Regions from separate parts of the Homo sapiens genome. Here all the other regions are linked to region 3. A link is a contact called in ENCODE Hi-C or POLR2A ChIA-PET data. All regions are on one chromosome and are shown on one strand. Each heading gives the region's core, a stretch centred on a gene start or an enhancer-like site at or near the end of the contact. The rest is flanking DNA. Distances are from core to core; before and after follow the strand shown.

What was found. A loop is a pair of places that touch in the nucleus more often than their neighbours do. ChIA-PET counts read pairs that join two places held with the same protein, here RNA polymerase II (POLR2A). Pooled maps may share reads with other maps.
Region 1: a pooled map shows a loop between it and region 3 (3-fold over the local background). The contact joins the enhancer-like site here to the promoter of KBTBD2 in region 3. A Hi-C loop is called at or near these places in 3 of 50 pooled maps. POLR2A ChIA-PET finds 5 or more read pairs at or near these places in 4 of 52 experiments (CD8-positive, alpha-beta memory T cell, WTC11, activated CD8-positive, alpha-beta memory T cell and 1 more).
Region 2: a map of endothelial cell of umbilical vein shows a loop between it and region 3 (8-fold over the local background). The contact joins the enhancer-like site here to the promoter of KBTBD2 in region 3. A Hi-C loop is called at or near these places in 1 of 168 maps with a recorded cell type or tissue (endothelial cell of umbilical vein) and 6 of 50 pooled maps. POLR2A ChIA-PET finds 5 or more read pairs at or near these places in 1 of 52 experiments (activated CD8-positive, alpha-beta memory T cell).

The regions. Positions count from the first base shown.
Region 1 is chr7:32,514,172-32,517,498 of GRCh38, reverse strand. The region is part of intron 1 of AVL9 (AVL9 cell migration associated); the gene reads right to left. Among named protein-coding and RNA genes, the nearest start is that of AVL9, 20 kb to the right of the region's middle. RefSeq lists enhancers at 1,178-1,227, 2,602-3,226. Within about 2 kb of position 1,463, at least 4 of the 41 ENCODE cell types and tissues checked have a DNase peak (open chromatin) inside an H3K27ac peak, as active enhancers do.
Region 2 is chr7:32,586,306-32,589,574 of GRCh38, reverse strand. AVL9 (AVL9 cell migration associated) reads right to left here. Exons shown (of 16, transcript NM_015060.3): 16 at 849-3,269. It also overlaps the pseudogene DPY19L1P1. Among named protein-coding and RNA genes, the nearest start is that of AVL9, 92 kb to the right of the region's middle. Within about 2 kb of position 2,019, at least 11 of the 41 ENCODE cell types and tissues checked have a DNase peak (open chromatin) inside an H3K27ac peak, as active enhancers do; they include endothelial cell of umbilical vein, where a contact is called at or near this core.
Region 3 is chr7:32,889,978-32,893,295 of GRCh38, reverse strand. It overlaps KBTBD2 (kelch repeat and BTB domain containing 2), which reads left to right and starts at 1,536. Exons shown (of 4, transcript NM_015483.3): 1 at 1,536-1,760. RefSeq lists enhancers at 987-1,046, 752-1,455 and a silencer at 1,227-2,176.

The sequences.
Region 1 (3,327 bases), core at 214-2,713, 380 kb after region 3:
CCCCGTCTCTACTAAAACTACAAAAATTATCCAGGCACAGTGGCAGGCACCTGTAATCCCAGCTACTAGAGAGGCTAAGGAAGGAGAATCGCTTGAACTCAGGCGACAGAGTTTGCAGTGAGCTGAGATCATGCCACTGCGCTCTAGCCTGGGCAACAGAGTGAGACTCTGTCTCAAAAAAAAAAAAAAGAAAAAGAAAAAGAAAAAAAGATTTTACTGTCACGTGAACTTGAAAAGCGTTTGGGCTTATTTATGAGTACTCTGTAAGTTTAAGCCACATTTGGTCCCTGTGGCCAAAACACATAACAAAATATGCATATGTACACATAAACACACACATACACCCTCACACAAAGATTCTATAGCTTTTACTTCAGAACTCTAGCCAGGAGATATTAATACAAACTCATTGGTTTGCAAAAACAATTAACAATAACAAAAACGAAATGGTTGAATACAAACAGTGGATTCTATCTCAGCAAAAAAGTAACAGCAGACTTAAAGCAGGCAGAAAAGAAAGAGATAGATAACTTAGGAACCTTATAGTTGCAGGTTGACCTTTGGGCTCTGAAATTTCCTTGATGTAATTGTGCACAAAAAGACCATAAAGACCATTTTACACAAACACTTGCAAGCAGAGGTGCCATAAAACCAACAGAGTGCCTGAAAGGGAGTCATTCTCCTTGTTTTTCCCATTCTTAGATTGTTTCCCACCTTTTTTTTTTTTTTTTTAAAGGCCTAGGGTTTAGTGGAATGGGTTGAAGTGTGCTGGTTATTGGCAGGACTCCATAGCGTGTTATCCACTGAGTCATTTTTGTCTCCAGAGGTCTAGCACCTCCAGGAGGGCTCAAAGCATGGAATGACCAGCTCCTATATTCATTTCTTGGACAAGCCTTTTAAAACTAATTTTGTTGGGGATTCCCTGTAGGGCTGCTGCACGTTGCTGGGGGTCAACCCACTAGACACTCCCACTTAGCCCCTAGTAATCCAGGGGAGCCTTTCAGCTGGGAGAAGCAAAATGCCCTTTAGGGAGCTGAGGAAACTCATTCTCTCATTTATCTATGAAAATGAGTTTCAGTTCCTCACGCAAATGCCCAGAGAAGCCAATCAAGATTAATTTTGAGAGGAAAGGCAATGGAGAAGACTCTGTAGAATGCACCTCTGAATTAGAATTAGGATCCTAAACAACTTCCTAGGTGGAAAAAACAAAACAGTGAAGACTGCTTCCTGTAAACTGTCCTCAGTCAGCTTTAACTTTGTAGCTCTCATCCGCCAGTACACACATCAAGGTAAAATCCTCTCACAGTACAAGGTAATCTCTGCTACTCACAAAAGCCAAAGAGGTGAGGTAATGTAATACAGGAAAGCAGAACTTTAGACCTAAGAAGAATCTGCCCATGACTCTTGAAACTCCACAAAGAAAACAGAACACCCCCAAATGGGGTGAGTGGTGCCTTTGTTCTGTGTTCTTTAAGGGGTTTGAGTCATCTCTAGATTTTTCTTCGTACTGAGTATGGCAAAGTGGGGAAGGAGGAATAGGGTAGAGAAAAGTAAATGAAAGAACAATTTTTTTTTAAAGACAGGAAGCAACCAGAAATTGATTTTTTTTTCTTTTGCAGCAGCAAGGAATTTTAGCTAATTCAGAGAGGCCTTGTTCCCTACAATTTGGAATTTTTATTCAGATTTGACTAAGTCAGGCAGAATTGGTCAAATCTGATGGGAGAAAGACCAGAACAAACAACAACAAAAACCCAACAATATGATTACTGAGCGCTATAACAGTAAGGAGAAACTACGACCAGCTGCATCATAACTTTAACCAAGATGAAACCCCAATTCAGTCACTTACCTAGGAATGGGTCTCAGGCTGAAGACTGCTCTCTACCATTCTAGAAGCAGGAAAACTCAAATTCGCCTTCTCTGTTGGAAGTGAGCTCTAACTCCAGAAAGGAGTTACCTGCCTTCTATTGTCATGGAAGCAGGAAAACTTGCTTTCCTTGTTGGAAGCAAGTAAAACTCTAGAAAAGGAGTTGTACAGCAAAATACACTTTGGATCTCAACCAAATTTGGGGAGATCAGGATTCTCTGGAGGGAGGAGGGCTCCCAGCTCTCAGCCAATTGTCCTGTTGGTTTCGACCATAAAGACAGCTAAAAGCTGGTACTAAATATCAATAGATTTGTCAGAGGTTGAGGCCACCTATACTCAGAGTCTCTTTCATCGGTTGCCAATTTGTAAACCAAAAAGTATTTGAGACAAGTCTGAATCAATTTAGAAAGTTTATTTTGCCGAGGTTAAAGACGTACCTGTGACACATCCTTAGAAGGTCCTGAGGACACATGCCCAAGGTGGTTAGGCTCCAGCTTGCTTTTATACATTTTATGGAGACATAATACATTATGGGGAAAACAAAGAGAGATCAGATTGTTACTGTGTCTATGGAGAAAAAGGAAGATATAAGAAACTCCATTTTGATCTGCACTAAGAAAAATTGTTCTGCTTTGAGATGCTGTTAATCTGTAACTCTTGTCCCAACCCTGTGCTCACAAAAACATGTGCTGTATTTTTCATGCGTGTCCGTGTGAAGAGACCACCAAACAGGCTTTGTGTGAGCAATAAAGCTTTTAATCACCTGGGTGCAGGCGGGCTGAGTCCGAAAAGAGAGTCAGTGAAGGGAGATAGGGGTGGGGCTGTTTTATAAGATTTGGGTAGGTAAAGGAAAATTACGGTCAAAGGGTGTTTGTTCTCTGGCGGGTAGGAGTGGGGGTCACGAGGTGCTCAGTAAGGAAGGTTTCTGAGCCAGGATGAGCCAGGAAAAGGACTTTCACAAGGTAATGTCATCACTTAAGGCAAGGACCGGCCATTTTCACTTCTTTTGTGGGGGAATGTCATCGGTTAAGGCAAGGACCGGCCATTTACACTTCTTTTGTGGTAGAATGTCATCAGTTAAGGCGGGGCAGGGCATTTTCACTTCTTTTGTGATTCTTCAGTTACTTTAGGCCATCTGGGCATATACGTGCAAGTCACAGGGGATGCGATGGCTTGGCTTGGGCTCAGAGGCCTGACAGTATTGACTGAGGTTTAAGGAATTCAGGGCTGTGCAGGATGTGCTTTGTTAAAAATGTGTTTGCAGGCAGTATGCTTTGTGAAAGTCATCGCCATTCTCCATTCTCTATTAACCAGAGACACAATGCACTGTGGAAGGCCGCAGGGACCCCTGCCCAAGAAAGCCTGGGTATTGTCCAGGTTTCTCCCCACTGAGACAGCCTAAGATATGGCCTCGTGGGAAGGGAAAGACCTTACAGCCCCTCAGCCCGACACCTGTAAAG
Region 2 (3,269 bases), core at 770-3,269, 300 kb after region 3:
CAGTGGCTTCCCCAACCCTGTGTACATTACCTCAGGCAGAGAGAAGCCCTTCATGAAGGATGGAAAGAACTTTCCTTGGAAAGAACAGGCTCCCTAATCACACTCCTTCCAGATGTTACCAGATTCAATAACTGCAACTCCTGTCCTATCAGAATGAAGGGTAGGCAGCTCTTCCTTGGTGGGTGATAGGGACCCATCACATCCCCACAGGAGAGCTCAGTCTGAGGGGGACATCTGGAAAGGGAAGGAGATGCCTTCCTTTCCCTGAGTAGAGGAAGCTCCACTGTCCTCAAGTTATCCCATCAGCTCCAGGGCTCTCACGGTCCACATCAAAGAACACTGGTAACTCCAGCTTAACCCTGCACCAGCACTCAAGGAAGCACACATTCCCAGGGGGCAAGGAAGTTTGTCACTTCTTCTGTGAAGCACATCCTAAAGCCTGTTTTGTAGAACAGTTGTAAGGGAACCCAGTACATGAACATATACATGAAAATGTGGCAGGAGTCTTCAGTGGCAATATCAAGGGCTATTTTGACACTTATCAGTCCAGGTGCAAAATGGGTTGCTTGGGACAATATCCTAATGAGACATTATCTTGTGACCAGGCTCTGCTTGATACTTTTTGCAGCTCTCTGCACTTAGCATTCCACAGAAGCTAAGGGCCTCTTCCTGCAGAGGTCACTGCCTTGAAAGCTGGGCACCACTGTCAAAGCGATGTCAAAATGAGAGTAAATGAGTCATGAGTCTTTAGTTCATTCTGTGTGGTTTCTTAATAAATGAAGCTGCCGTTTAACTGTGAAGGAGGCCAGAAACCACATGGACAACACACAGGGTACTTCTAGGACAGGTCAAGTCCAACTGTAGGCAGGGTGAACAGGATCATTTTATTCTCATTTATGCTTAAAATAAAGATACAATTCAAGTTTTACAATTCAGTATGATTAGACGTGATTTATAATTTTAACAATTTAAAAAAACAACAGAAATAAAGAACTAGTACAAACTTTAAAACTACCAGAGCAAAGAGAACTACCTTTCTGATCAAAACATGTGCCACAGTTAAACTTCCTTAGAAAACTTTTTAAGTTTTCTCAGCTAAATTTTCTTTAAAAAGGTTTGTGAAAAGCCTTTAATCATAAATATTTAAACTGTTTTTGTAACCACTAAATGCCTTCACCAACTCATTAATCCAATGTTTTCTAAATTCAGGAACCAGTGACCAAGTGGCCTGAAACATGTAAGCCTTGATCTTATTCTTCCAGCTACAAAATACTAATATTTTAAGAAAACAACAAAATATTTTCTAAGCACAGAAGCTTTCTGAAAACTTCAATTACCTTTTCTGGCTCAGTACCTAACTGAAATGTTCAAATGTTCACATTTGCACACACGAAAAAATTTGAGCAGCATACTACGTGGGTGTGAGAACCTGATGAAAAATAAGATTGGAAAAACCCCCTACACTGTGTTCCACTTACATGATTTAAATATATAGTTATCTTTCATATAAGTAAAAAGGTAAACTTTAGAACAGCACAGAAATACAAATGTATTTAGAGTTTTACAAAATATATTCAACCCCTCAGACATGCACAATTTTTTAACTTTGGAGTTACCATACAAGGGAACTAGTTTCCCCTCCTTCATAATGAAAGCAGGAAGTCATGTGTACAAAGTCATTCATATGAAAAGAATAAACATCCACATTCCTTTTCTTTGTCCTTGACAAATATTTATGGAATGCCGGAAATTATGGAAAAACAATTCCAATGTTACGAAGTCCAAAGAACTGGAATGAGAAAACTCCTCACGGCACATTATGCTGCATGGAATGACAATCATCCTCGGGGAATTAGGGCAGCATCTTCTACCACTTTTAAAGGCTACCACGAGACGGGGTGGAAATGCCAAAAATGGCACCTCATCTCTGATCAAAGATTCAGAGCATGCAAGTGTTGATGCCATGAAGAGTCCCAGCCTTCTCCCCACTAAAATACCAGGCAACGCTTAGCAGCTGCTGTCCTAACAGGCTACTTTCTGCAACTGCTGACGCAGGTTAGTTCATGTGGTTAAAGGTCAGAACGCTGGCCCCTTACAGAGCTGAAGTGCTCCCACACTCATCACTGGCTCTGGAGGGAAAAGACCACTAGCTGTAACTTCTACAAAACTTTTTTTCACAAAATGTAAAACAATAACAAAACCTACCTGCCAGGGTGATAATGCCGTAGCGTGACTTTAAAACTTGTAACTAGCAGAGTAAAATTCTAATCCCTTTCTAAAAGAATTCTTATAACCCTTAGCACATGAAATACTGCTCTCAAAATACTTCCATTCAGATTTTAAGCATCTTGTTCCTCAGCCATGCAACAATTTCTCACTTCTCTCTCTTCCTAATTTGTTTTCTCGTTGGCTTTCCAAAGGAAATTATTCTAAAAAACATCAGATGCTTAGTATAGAATTTGGAAAGGAAGATAAGGTTGAGCAAGTTACATCATATGCTCTGGTTTGCTGCCAAAGTATATTGCTGCTGTGTTTCTTAACAGGAAAGTGGACGAGAATTGTTTTAGGGCTGTGCTTGGCGGGGGGTAGTGAATCACTAATGGATTTGGGGAGAGACTGTTCATGCTGGTTATGTGAGCCAACTGCATATGCACAATCATTCTAAGCCTTCTTTGGACATGCAACTATTTCTATTCCACAACTGGTAGTTTTAACTCTCTCTTCCTTACCTACACCATTGTCATTACAATGTCTAGTAGGAATTGAAGTATACCAGGGACATTTTCCAAACACTCTTTTAAGTCACCTGGATAGTGGTGAAGCCACCAGCAAGCCATTGATGTAGTGTGTGTGCCTGGCGCCATCTGAAAAAGGCTGGCTGACCCTGGTTCCCTCACACCTAGGTACAAATACTCAATTCTTAGACACAAAAGCCTTAGCAAGTGTGGCCACCAACACACACACACCTTCACCAGGGCTATGTCAGAAGATGACCTAGTGCTGGTTCCTATGGCTCACAGAGCCAGGGTTTGGAGAGAGGCTGCTGCTTCTATGCTGGCCACTTGGAGCCTAGAATCCAAGCCTGAAGTATGTGTGTGTGTGGGGGGGGGGGGTCACAGGACCAGGGGTGAGGCTTCCTGCCTTTGATTGTGCGAGCTGCCTTGGGGCCCCTGCCAACAATACAACAGCCAGTGTTCCTTGAAAAACTCCACCTCCCAGAACCTGAAGGAAATATAGCTATGGTCTTTTGACCATTTCTATGATGAAAG
Region 3 (3,318 bases), core at 287-2,786:
TCTCTCATACCCAATCTGGCACAAAGTAGGTGCTCAAGTGTGTGTTAAATGACTTTAATCTTTTGTATAGCTTGTTTGATATCATACCACTTAACTACTTAATTAGACTAAGTACAGTGGTAGCATGCTGGAAACTCAATGAAGATTTGTTGAATGTAGTTTCCAGATTCTACAGTAAAACAATCCTTTATCAGTAGTTCCTGATAACACGCATCTTGGTGTGCATTCAGTTGATCTAGCCTAGTTTACAGGAAGAGGCTCCCTTCAGTAATGTACTGTATGGCCTTTCAGATTATAATTAGTCATCTATATTCTCTAGATTGGGCTTGTGCCAAGACTGTAAGTTAGGAAGGTAGGTGGAGTCTGTGTGGGCATTTCTGACAATTTTTTGATCCACGAATAGCTCCTAGCAAATTTACAGCCTGCCTGCCAGCAAGCTGTGCCAAGTTAACTAAAACAGTACGGGCCACAGCCATTAGCTGCTGCTACAAACGCTTCGCTTTGCGAAGCAACGCTGAAGGCGCTCTTTTGGAACTCGGGGGGTTGGGGGCGTGCAGCCGCCGCATTGCAGCACACAACGGAAGGCTTCAGACGCTGGAGCTGCCGTCCGCACCCAGATGTCTCTCTCTCCCTTTTCCCCTAACCTCCCCCAACTGCGGGCCCTTTTGGGTGCTGCTCTGACTTCTTCCTTGGCCTTGGGAAAAGCCGAAGCGGCTCTGGAGAGAGGAGGGCATGGTTTGGAGAAGAGGTGCTGCGGCAACAAAGCGACCCGCCCAACGCCTCCTCAACTTTCTCCTGCCCCCGGTCTGGTATTGTTTAGTCCTACTCATTCCCACTTTCCGAGCCAGCCTGCAAAAATCTGTATTTCAGGGGAAATTCCAAGGGATAAAACACCTCCTTCAGCATAACAATTGGTGTTTTGCTCTCTAGATTTCCTAGCAATGAACTTGTCGGGCCTCTCCATCCGCCCGTCTAGGCCCAAGGCCTCGGCCGCCGCGGCTACTCGGAGTGCCCCTCTGCCGCGCACGCGCCCCTCAAGGGCTCTCCCATGACCTTTCCCGGGAACCCCCTTCAATTACGCTTCCCGTCACCTCGCGCCGCCCCCGCCCTTCCTGCTCTTTCCGTTTCCTCTTTCGCGCCTGCGCGGCCCCAATTGTTTTGGCTTTCCGGTGGCATCCGGCAGAGGAAAAGGGCGGGGGCAGCTAGAGTAAGGGAGGGGCGGGGGACGGTCGCGAGGACCCGGGAAACTGCAAAACTGCCGCTGGTGCCGACAGGCGCGCGCGCGCGCGAGGCGGGAGGGCGGCGTGGCGAGGGCGGGCGCGGCAGGCTGGCCAGCGGTCCATTGCGCGCGCGTTCCCGGGCCGCGGGCGGGGGCGAGAGCGCGCGGCGGGGGCGGGGGCGGGGGCGGCGGGGGCGGCGGGCCCGGCGTCTCGCGGCCCCGGACTGACAAGGCGGCGCGGGCGGGCGGGCGGCGCGGCTCCCGGGGGAGGAGTCTGGCGGTGGTCGGGCCCTGAGGAGCGTGCGGCGGCGCCCGCAGAGGACGCTGCTTTCCGCGCTGGACGGACCAAGCGAGGGAGGGTGCGAGGGGAAACCGGAAGGAAGAGGCGGCGGCGCCAGCCTTCCTCGGCCGGAGGCGGAGGCGAGACCCCAGGCGAGGCCGCGGCGGGAGGGCCACGCCCCCGCCGCCGCGCCGGAGGGGCCCAGTGTGGACGGGGCCACCGGCTGGAGCGGATCCCACACCTCCGGACCGAGGGACGCGGGTGAGCAGGCGACAGTAGCGCCGGGCAGGCTGGGAGCCCGCGGCGACCTGTGGAGGGGCCGGGGAGGAGGGCTGTGGCGGGAGGGGGCTCGGCCCTTTGTGGCTCGGCGGGTGGGAGGCGGCGGCCGCGGCATCTTTCAAACCCGAGACGCTTCCGCCGCGGGCGGGGGAGGGGCGCGGGCGGCCGGCGCCGCCCTCCGCACCCCGCGGCGGCCCCAGGGCGGCGGAGCTCCGGGCAGGTCCGCGGGGAAGGGGCGGCCCGGTACGCCGCTAGCTGGGCGTTTCCGGCCCCGGCACCGGGCGCCTCGGCGCCCGCGGGGCTCCCGGGCGGCGCCTTGGCCTCGGCTCGCGCCCGCCCTTACCGAAGTAAAGCTGTTTCCCTTAAAGACTCGCGACGTGTTCGCGACATGGTGGGCCGAAGGAGGACACCCCCTTCCTTCTGTATTCCCCCCGCGTACATCTGAACTAACCAAGAGAGGTCTAGACGAACAGAGCTCCTGTTATGGTCTATATCGACTTAAAAAAGAAAGCAGAAACTGCCCTTTGAAACGGAAAATTGTGTACGTGTTTACTTTGTGAAATCTTTAACTTCCTTGAATTCGACCACCTCCTTCTCCCTACGGATTGAACAACCGGGGAATAGAAAAATCGCTTAGTTTGGTGTGGGGCGGTTATTTTGAGTTAACATCTTTTTTTCCCTTGGGCTTAGCTATCTAAGAACTCTACCTGCCTCAAAAGGTAGAGGAGCGTCCATCCCACGGGCTACCACGGTGACCCCTTCCAGTGAAAATAGGAAAAGAATTCAAAATACAAAATGAACTTTAAAAGGGTGTGTGTGTGAACTATCTTCTGTGTCAATTAGCCTTATGAAGACGTAGGCAACAGGACTGGTCACGTGTTGTTTATACTTGAATCTGTACGTCGGGCTCACAGCATTTAGGCATTGAGAAACGAAACCCTATCAACGCTGTGCACTGACCAAAATGATATTTTCTTTTATCGAGGCAACTAATTAACAGGGATCTTCCCCCTCTTCCCTCTGAGTTGTACATTTTTGCCGAATTTGAGTAGTATGGGTCTTAGATCTCTTGTAATTGTGAATGACTTAGTTTGGTTAACCTTTGATAAGGACTTTTTTCCCCGACTTTTTTTTCTGATCTAAAGTAAATTGAAAAGCCAGTCGGTTGTTTTCTAATCTCGATGATGTGGAATTTTGCTATTCTTTCCATCTGGCTGATAACTAATGTTAAGCTTACTTCTTCACTTTGATCTTCTGTTGGCTTAGTGCTTATTGAAGCCCTTTTAGGTTGGGGCCTGGAATCCTCAAGAGGTTGTTTTCTGTCAGTAACTCGGGAGTGCTGTGGCCTTTCTGTTGAGCATGCTCTGTAGTCCACACGTTTCCACATAGTGGTGTTTTCTTTGCACAGTTTTGTAGGAAGACTTTATGAGTGCTGTAACTCTACTCCCCTTTTTGCTCTCATAAGAAGCATTATAAAATGTTAACTTATGTTATTCACAGGGCATGTAAGGAGATGGGAAGGAATAGAGGTATCAGTACA